Linked DNA regions of Homo sapiens: region 2 is linked to region 1. Evidence: chromatin loops called from intact Hi-C (ENCODE). Cell type or tissue: PC-3. All regions are shown on one strand. Links, peaks and the distances in the headings refer to the core of each region. The heading gives the core; the rest is flanking DNA.

Region 1 (5,396 bases), core at 200-5,199:
TCAAACAAAAACAGTAGAACATTATGTTCACTGTGAATAACTTTCGTAATTTTTTTTTACCATAGCTCACTTAGTTAACAAAAAACTCTTGATTTTATGGCCAGAATACCAGTGAGATTATGACTCACCCGAAGGTATCATGTCAGAATTACATTAATTAATAACATATTATAATTATTTAGTGGTCCAATAAAATATTAATGGTTTTATATAATTATTGATTTGATATTCTCAGGAATTCAGAGGCAAGCTTAGGGTTAACTTTCTTACAAGAAGTTGTACTTTTTCTTATACTTCTAGGGCACATGTACCCTAGAACTTAATATATAATAAAAATAAATAAATAAAAAAGAAGTTGTACTTTTAACATTTGTGAAATGTCATATTATCATAGGAAAAAAATGACATTCAAAATAGGAACCTACTTTATTTTACGCACATACACTCTGAGAATCTTGAGCAGGTCTCATCAGTCATAGAGTATTAGAACAGGAGTTTTCAAAGACTGACCACACATGACTTACCTTTCTTGCTTTCCTTTCTCTCTCTCTCTCTCTCCCTCCCCTTCCTTCCCTTCCTTCCCTTCCCTTCCTTCCCTTCCTTCCCTCCCTCCCTTCCTTCCTTCCTTCCTTCCTTCCTTCCTTCCTTCCTTCCTTCCTTCCTTCCTTCCTCTCTCTTTCTTTCATTCTTTCTTTCTGTCTTCTTTCTTTTTGACAGAGCCTCACTCTGTTGCCCAGCCTGGAGTGCGGTGGTATGATCTCGGCTTACTGCAACCTCTGCCTCCTGGGTTCAAGCCATTCTCCTGCTTCAGGCTCCTGAGTAGAGTAGCTGAGATTCCAGGCATGCACCACCATGACTGGATAATTTTTGTATTTTTAGTAGAGACGGAATTTTGCCATGTTGGCCAGGCTGATCTTGAACTCCTGACCTCAGGTGATCCGCCCACCTCGGCCTTCCAAAGTGCTGGGATTACAGGCGTGAGCCACCACGCCTGGAGGCTTTTCTTCTTTTAATGTTAATCTTTATTGCTGTCAGATCACAGGTTGTGAGTGGTAGGGCAAGGTTCAAACTTATGTTTGCAGAATTTAGTAATACTTACTTACTCTACCATATAATCTGCTTATCCTGATATTAGGCACATGACTGTTCTTTAATAAACATAACTGAGTTACTTCTGTTGGTTTCTATATGGGCTACAGTACTGTATTTTTATACAGACTTTCATGTACTTTTAAATTCTCATTTGAGATACTTAGTTTAATCAATGAATGGTTTAATGTCTCTTTCATCTCTAAGATTCCAAGATAACAAGGACCACTCTACTTTAAAGATCTTGCCACATATCAGTCATATAGAAAGTACTCCTTATATATTTGTTGGCCATCTAAGAATCTATTATTCAGTAATGCAATTGTAAAAGCAATGCCAGAAGAAAATTTACCAAGCTCAGATTCTACCCTTCTTTGAACCTCTCAAATTATCTTGTTCATATGAACCCCTGAAAAACTTCTATAAAAATTCTCCTAAGCTGTGTAAGGTATTGTAGTATAAGAGTTCCTTCTACAAATACAGAACAATACTTGCCTGCAATATAAATACTTACTGTCGAATATTATGTCTTATTTTTATCCCCTATAGTATCTACTAGATTGATAGCCACATAATAAATAATTAAAATTTTTTTGAGGAGTCTAATTGAAGGGAGCATAACAGCAATAGATGACATGGGCCAAGAATAAGATGGAACATTTTATTATTAGACAAGATTTGTATTCCAAGGATGAAAGAGAGGCAATGAAATTATTGGGTCTCTAAAAGAGGAAAATGGTGGTTATACTACTAAGGGTCATGCATACCATTTAATGAGGACAGCAATTTCACAATCAGTCGAATAGAGTCCATATGGTAGAATTATTTTTCCAGTAGTAGCAATTTGGGAGATTACTATCTTTGGCATATTGGCTAACATTTACCTTTCCTAGTTCAATTTTTAGGTTCAACATAATAAAGAAATATTATTGAGTAGTAAGGAGGGGGGAGGAAAATAATTGTCTAACTGTACATAGCAAAGCATCTGTGTGATTCATTTCCAAATTCTTTGTAATCAGGGAAAATAATTACAGTGCTCTCTCCTAAAATTGGTACAGGAATGATTATTAAGCAGATGTACAGCTATTTGTCACTGAGGTTAGACAATTTCATTTATAAGCTAAGTGTTTATGTAACAGTTCTGGATCAAACCTACACCATCTGTGTTGGTTAAAAAAGCTTATTTGGGACATGTGCTGCCTACAGTACTGAAACAATTCTTTTATTTCATTGACAATTGAGTATGTTGTTCTGTGTGATTGGATGCTGGCATTTTACTCTTCATTTACCCTGGAGAAAAACTCATCTGAATAGTTATTCTTTTTATCCACCTATAATTCACTGAAAGCCATACTTCGCTCTGTGATGAATTATTTAAAACATTCATGCCATGAATACCAAGGTATGTGTCTTAACAGAATTCCAGAGCTAGAGAGTACCTTTGAGGCAGACAGTCTCTAAAATGTGCCTAAGTCTACAGCCAAATAGACTCTCTGAATTCAGATTTTTACTTGACTATTTAGATAGTATCTATGTAACGTGAAGATATTATTTAAATGCTCTATTCCTCAATGTATTTTCTTTTAAATTAGTCATGATACTTGTATTTACCCCATACAGTTGACATGAAGGTTAAACATGAATGCATGGAAAGCCTGCATTACATGCAAAAACACTGCATGCTCTACTGTAAGCCACACAAAAACACTAGTTGTTGTTTTGTAACTCAACTTCCTCATTTTACAGATGAAGAAAAAATGGCTCTAATGCTCTGAAAGGCATTGATGACTAATGTGGAAAGAAAAAATTTAGAGTCAGTCAAACATGAATGTTGATTCAGCTCCTTTATTTATTTTCTCTGTGGCTATTAGGCTCTTGGACCTCAAATTTAACCAAATGTAAATAAGTGAAACAAGATCATATTCTCAGAAGGTGATTTGTGGATTGTGTCTAGAAAAATATTTTGGGTTCTCTGTATTTTTATTTTTCTTGATATTTTTCAGTCTTGAATAGGATTTTTCTGTGACTCAAGGAGAGAGATTTCAGTTTTTATTTCCAGATGGTTTTATTTGTTGTTATGAATATTTGCAGAATGATAGAAAGATGCATTTTTTGAATTTTTGGCATTTATTGATTTTTTTCTTTGTGACCTAAAATATGACCAATTTTTAAAAATAATCCATGGATACTTAAAAGCACATTGTGTTCTCTTTCAAGATACAGACTTTGGTAATTTGAAGTTTATTAGTTATGTTATTTAAGTCTTCTAAGTCCTTACTTATTTTTTCCTTTTTACTTTTCACAGATACACAGACTAATGTATTTATCTGTTTCTCCCTACGTGCTCTCTCTGCTTTATGGTTGTTGATACTGTAGCATGATGGACATATATATTCATTTGTGCAATGTGATTTGTAACAATAAAAATACCCTTCTTCAATTGTCTGATGTTTTGTGATCTAAATTATTCTTTACCTATAAAAATTGATTTCAACCCTGGATTGCCACCACATCCGGCTAACTTTTTGTATTTTTAGTAGAGACGGGGTTTCACCGTGTTAGCCAGGTTGGTCTTGATCTCCTGACCTCCTGATCTGCCCACCTCGGCCTCCCAAAGTGTTGGGATTACAGGCATGAGCCACCGTGCCCGACCTGTTTTCATATTTTCTTTCATTTTTTATGGAACTTTCACAGCTCAGTTTTCAGATCTCTCTCAACTGGTTTGCCATATCTTCCCTGAGCTCTTGCCTGGCATTCTTAATTAATTGAAGCAAATACTCTTTTTAATTCATGGTGAAAATATATTGTCAGAATATTTATCTGCTCCCCAGCAACATCTTTTCTGTGGGGAATTTTGCATTTTCCGTGTATTTTTCCCTATTTTTTACTCCTTTGAAAACAGTCATTTTACATATCCTATCGAAATGTTTTTATTAGTCATTATTGAAGGAACAATATTTTCATGAATAAACTATTGTTAAGGTAGAAGTCAAAGCTATGTTCAAGACTAAAGTTTTTCTACTATTAATGAGTTTCTTGTATGTAAGTTCAATTTTTCCTTACTTCTCTCTAACCAATAAGTTGAGCGACTTCATGGGATGTTTTTTTCTTTTTTGCTGATTTTCTGCAAATAACAAACTGGTTAACTGGTTTATGGAAATATTACTCGCTTATTAATTATTTATTTTGCTGGTTTCCTCTGCTTCTGGAACCTAACTATGTTTTGGACTCTCCTGTCACTAGTTAGTATATTTTATTTTTGTTCCCACTGTTGCAAAACGAGGATTCAGAGTTTTCTTCTCTTGTGCCCCTCACCTTGAAGGAGTTCATTTTACTTCCTTTTTCTAATGTACTTGGTGCTTAGTTCACACTCTCTGGTGTATTAGCTTCGTCTTACACCTTTTCTTCCTACACCTTGATCCCTACTGCTTCACATCATATTTATGGGGTGGAGGTGATGTATGTTTCCCAGTTGTAAATGACCTGGCTTTTTCCCCTTTCCCCTTTTTCTTTCTTGCTTTTTTGAATGACTTCCTAGAAATCCTTGTTTTATGCTGAAGTGTTTAAGCTTATATATTCACTGTTGTACTTGTTAGCAAAACAACTTGTTTAGTGAAGGAAAGTAATCACTAACTTCTTAACGAGGTTTATCTTAAAAATAATGAGTTTTTTTGTTTTAAAAAAACACTAGTATTGATGTCAAGAAAGATGAATAAGAGAATCAGAGTGCTTAAATATAAAAGTTACTATTCTTGAATTACAAAAAATTACCTAATGAAAAAATTCGAAAATATGCGGGAAATCCAATTAATATTGTTCAGGTTTTGAATAGCTTATTTCTGTCTAATTAAAATTTCTGCCATATTATTTCCTGATTTCAAGGAATCTTTATATCTTCTAGCTAGAGTGTTATTTACAATGGATTATTGAGTTTCACCAGGATTTTTTATCTCATTATGACTCTATCTAGTACTCTATACTCCTTATATGCCCTAAAGTTTCCTTTTAGGAACAATTGTTATGGTGAGATTGCTTGACATAAATACATCAGGGCAAGCTCAAAGCTTATCTCACCCATTAATTAGTGACCAGAACACTTATCATAAATTTTTACACACACCAGTTGACATAATATCAATGAGGCACCAGAGACAATGTAAAAATGTTTTTTCTCGACATCATTTTCTTTTTTTCATTTCTGTGAGCCCTTTAATAAGTAGTATTAATGTTCATAAGTGTCAGCTGGACTTCTATGCAATGAGATTGTAATAAGATAATTCATGGTAATTCAATAAAGTTACAATGAA
Region 2 (5,396 bases), core at 159-5,158, 450 kb after region 1:
TGTATATATATATTTTTTTTTTTTTTTTGGGGGGGGTTGGACAGAGTCTTGCTCTGTTGCCCAGGCTGGAGTGCAATGGGAGGATCATGGCTCACTTCAGCCTCAATCTCCCGGGCTCAGCTGATCCTCCCTCCTCAGCCTTCTGTGTAGCTGGGACTGCAGGCACATACCACCACGCTCAGATAATTTTTGTATTTTCAGTAGAGACGGGATTTCACCATGTTGCCCAGGATGGTCTCAAACTCCCGGGCTCAAGCGATCCACCAGCCTTAGCCTACCAAAGTGCTGGGATTGCAGGCATAAGCCACTGCACCCTGCTTACATAAATGTAAAAACATTTGAACAATAGGGGTGCCTGCATAGTATTCAACTACTAGTACAATTTCTTGCTAAAATCTGAACTGGTCACTTTCATCGACATCTATTTTTATTTTCTCTGGTATTCTTATGTGTCATTTTTAGGAATATGAAATAATTCACACTGCTTTTCTTTTTTAATTTAATTTTATTTATTTATTTTGAGGCGGAGTCTCGCTCTGTCACCCAGGCTGGAGTGCAGTGGTGCGATCTCGGCTCACTGCAAGCTCCGCCTCCCGGGTTCACACCATTCTCCTGCCTCAACCTCCCGAGTAGCTGGGACCACAGGCGCTGCCACCACGCCCAGATAATTTTTTTTTTTTTTTTGTATTTTTAGTAGAGACGGGGTTTCACCGTGTTAGCCAGGATGGTCTCGATCTCCTGACCTCGTGATCCACCCGCCTCGGCCTCCCAAAGTGCTGGGATTACAGGCGTGAGCCACCGCGCCTGGCCACATTGCTTTTCTTAAAGAAGGTTTTTATTTCATTAAGAGAAATTCTGGTAGTATTTCTGCCATCCCACCTATTACAGTCATCATTAAAGCATAATCAAGATTATTTTAAGAATCTGTGAGATATATTGTACCTTATTTATTTATCACCAGCCCCTTTTCTAAATTTAATCTGAATCATTTTCTCTTTGATTTGTCACCTCTTATCTAATAGATTTTACTGTATTTTACAATATGCAGACCCATAGCATTCTATGTTCTACTAAATGATGTAAATATATTTTAGAATTGATATGTAAAACCTGCAACTAAATCTGCAACTAAATAAATGTCATAAACAAGTAGTCCCTATGAGTAACAAGAATTCAAAGTGCTTCCACATAATGCTGTTTAATATTTAGATCATTTAGATATCGATTATTCAATGACTTGATATAGATATAAATCTCTGTATGTATTATGGGCCTTTTGAAGATGGGTTATTGCATGGATCTTCTCTGCATGATAGACACCCATCTATATTTTCTAACATCATAAGTTAAACATGATCATCAAGACTGAAGACAGTTTGGAGACAGGTACAAAGCCACAATCTCAGTCTAAAACAGTTGGGCCAATTGTGTTTCAGTTCAGAAGTTTTCTGGGTCTAGAACAATAAGGGATGCATATACTAGATGTTATAGAACATATACATGTGGGCATCTGGATAAGCACCAGCTAATTAAAAACAAATGTTCCTGTTCAGCAAAATAATGAGTGTTTATAAAAATATAAAATATAATTACATATCTTCATATCAATTGAGATCAAGGCTTGTCGCTGACTTAGTTTGAGTCAGGCCAGGTTTTGCCACATAGAGAATTGTATGGGAAAAACATCAGATTTCAGAGACTTTAGGATTGTGAAATTATAAACAATGAATTATGCACATATACTAGTTTTACTATATATGGAGGTAAAAGGGAGGTATTTGTTGAATACTTGTGATTCAGTAATATTTTAATAAAATGTACCTTTGTTAAGTTGTATAATCCTCAAAATGGGCCTTGTGATGTATGAGTCATTATATCTAGGTAACATAGTCAACTCAAAAGTAGAACCATCCTTGAGAATCCAGCTCTATTCCCAAGTCCTTTCCAACTACCATTATAGCCACCCCATTCTGCGAACACTTTCACTTGGTTGTATTTCTTTTATGCTTATTAAAGGACCCAGAACAGCATTGAGATTCCAATAAGCAGCCAGGTGCAGTGGCTCACACCTGTAATCCCAGCACTTTGAGAGGCCAAGGCCGGAAGATTGCTTGAACTCAGGAGTTCAAGACCAGCCTGGGCAACATAGGGAGACATTGTCTCTAATAAAATTAAAAATAATGATAATAATTAGCTGGGCATAGTGGGGCATGCCTGTAGTCCTAGCTACTTAGGAGGCTGAGGTGGGAGGATTGCTTGAGCCCAGGAGATCGAGGCTGCAGTGAGCTTGATCATGCCTCTGAACTCAAGCCCGGGCAACAAAGCGAGACCCTGCCCCCAAAAATAAAAAATAAAGATTCTAATAAGCACTCAGTAAATATCAACTGTTGGTCAACTACTGATAGCCATTGGATAGTTCTGGGCTCCAATGGAGCTATTGCTTTTTTCCAGTCCAGTTTTGACTAGATCCACAGGGTAAGTAAGCCAGGTTTAGAACAATAAGGTTTATGGTGACTTCACAAACTGTTAATGCATCTGTGGCATACTTAAAACAGAGAGGATAAATCATAGAAATAACTTAGTCTAGACACATTTAAGTAAATTTACACATAAACTTAATGGGATGTAAAAAATAACTCGTACATCTAGAGCGCTTTAAAATAACTCAATTATCAAATAGTAAAAATGAGCAAAACATATTAACCATATAAGGAGCTTTTAAAAGCACACAATCTTTTAAAATAAAATCAATGTGTTGATTTAAAACAAAAGCTTTTTAAGGAATTTTTACTTAGAATTTTGTGCAAACTGCAACTTTTCATCTATTTGCTAAGCTTTTTTTAGAGCTCCCTCTACTGTTCAAATATGAACATGCTCATTGAAATTTAAGGAAGGTAATCTGGTTTAGAAACATACAGGCTGCTGAAGATTTACATTAATAACTTGTGCAAGAATCGTCAAAAATGTGAATTTTCTGCTCTTTTTACTTAAAGTCATCCATCTAGTTTTATAGCCCTGCTCCTCAAATAAGAAAGAAAATATCTCTGTTGTACATCTTATGGATGCATAAATGTTATTTTCAGAATTCTACCTCTCTCCTGACTTAATCAGGAAATATCTGTTAATTTTCTTACCATTTCATGTATGACAAAACTGTATCATACAGAATACAAGAAAAAATGTTCTAAAACTTATGTAATGAAGATTAAAGAAGTCTTAAAATATCATGTGCTTCATAACTCCGGAAGATGAGAGATCATATTTGCACAGGTGATATGAAATTATGTAAGGTCTTTTTATCTCTAGCATGTATAACTCACAGTTCCTGTGTGAGTTAAATAAATATTAAGTATTATGCAGTATTATTGAAAAGAAACCAGGAAATACTAATACAGCATTCAATTAACAAAAGAAAACATTCTCAAAGCCAGATTTGTATGTGTAGGTCATGTTACTTGTTAGGAGATAAGATTTTACCAGAATACATGTAGTGAGTGGTAATGTTTCATTTTATTGGGAAAATGTGTAAATTTCAGATTGTTCTTTGTTTGAAATAATATACAGAATTTTTCCAACTCTGATTAAATCACAAACAATAAAATATAGGAAGCCATAAAATATCTTTTCAATAAAATTACCAGAGTAAATATGAGACCTAGAGGTTTTTATACCAAGATACTGAGAAACAAACCAGTAGTTAACTTCATGAGATAGAATTATCAAAGTGTAAAACTCCAATTAAGATAATGGTAGAGTTTATTAATTTAATAAATCAAGAGACAAAGAACAATATAATTCATAGGAGTTAGGTAATAACATACAGTAGTTACATATTTCTCTAATGAGTCCCAAATTCATATTTAACATTACATAATTAATTAGCCAGGAAGTACTAAGACTGTTTAAGTTAAATTACATTATTAGTTTGTAGAAATAGAAGGTAATTTCTAGCTGATTTCTCCATTTTATGTACAGGAAAAAAAATGTCACATTTTAGAAGGCTGATTTTTTAAAACCATCTTCCGTATTGCACTGCGTATTTAAAATGTACTGAAATGAAAATAATGGAAGTAAATTACTAAAGGCAGACCATTCTAAAAGTGTTGAATTTTGAGGTGGGAGGATCACTTGAGCCCAAGAGCTCAAGTTCAGCCTGGATATCATTGATGTATTCTGAAGATTTTGGAAAGTCTAGATATGCAACTATATCCTCTAAAATGTAGTCATATAAATGTTATAACACCTTAAGAAGTGATATTATACCTGAAGTATTTGATAGAAATGCTTTCTATAAATAATATGTGGCACTTACTATGTGTCAAAGACTGCCATAAACACTGTAAGTACAAATTTATTGAATCCTTTTAGCAGGGCAGTACTATCACTAACCCCATTTTAGAGAGAACAAAACTGAAGCACAGACAGGTTTTAAAAAATCTAAGATCCTGAGCAGCTAGTAACTAGGGAAGCTGATATTTAAACCTGTGCATCCAGCTTCAGACCGGATACCTTTAACCACACCATCATCATCATCTCTCTCTACTTGTGCCTGAGGTAGGGTGGTTGTTTTTCTCTTCCTTTTTTGTTTTTGTCTTTGTTTGTTTTTTAATGAAATCATGGGGTTGGAACTGTATCAGTTTGAACTAGGAAGTGAGTCCTGGTGCTAACTGGAGGAAGCTAAGAATTGTATTCTCCATCATCGACATTTAGTCAAAATGCTATTTACTTGAACAGTGTGCTCAAACAATGCATAAACAGATTAATCTGATTTCTAAAAACCTTAAGGAGTCCTTACTTCCCACCTATAGATATTCTTATGTCAAAATGAATACGTCAAAAAGTATGTAAGTCTCTGAGAATGACTGCAAAGCTTGGGGCATAAGTATAGATTGACATCCTTCAGGAGGACTCCACAACTTTATTCTGAGTCACAGATTGATGTATGCTCAAAAATGTTAAGCATTGCAAAAGGCAAATTCTAGCCCCTTGAGGGAATATTGCAAGTAGCATCTCCATCCACACTTACCTATTTCCATAGACTTTGTCCATCATAGTCCCGGGACACACTGAACTGGGTTATTCCTTAAACATGCTGTGCAGTCTTGGAATGCTATGTGCCTAGCTTCTGTCCCAGGTCTTTTGCTACTGACAGCATAAACTTCTCTTCCTTCTTTTGCTTTTTGGGGTATCAGCCTCTTCATTTGTGTAGTAGGAATCCAGCAAACAAAAAATGTTGGTTTTTGTTGGGCTCATTTTTTAAGGATTGAATTAATTTTAATTAGTTAGTTTAGCACTTCCACGTTGCCTGGGACAGGTTAAGTATCAACTCTCCCTTGCTTTTGTGTAGCGAAAAGGGCATGGATTTGAGGTCAAATAGATCTGGATTAGGATCTCAA

What was found. Peaks named below come from ENCODE experiments on the same cell type or tissue, not always from the same donor. Only the 100,000 strongest peaks of a DNase experiment are listed, where the experiment ranks them.
Region 2: a loop joins it to region 1, with 3 times the contacts of the local background. A loop is called at or near these places in 2 of 110 quality-filtered maps.

What each region holds. Positions count from the first base shown.
Region 1 is chr3:76,119,305-76,124,700 of GRCh38, forward strand. It overlaps a transcript of ROBO2 not described here. Among named protein-coding and RNA genes, the nearest start is that of ZNF717, 340 kb to the left of the region's middle. In PC-3, for the core only: no CTCF peak of the experiment used is centred there; a DNase peak (open chromatin) is centred at 2,907.
Region 2 is chr3:76,567,796-76,573,191 of GRCh38, forward strand. It overlaps a transcript of ROBO2 not described here. Among named protein-coding and RNA genes, the nearest start is that of ROBO2, 470 kb to the right of the region's middle. In PC-3, for the core only: a CTCF peak has its summit at 2,854 (motif pointing left); no DNase peak of the experiment used is centred there.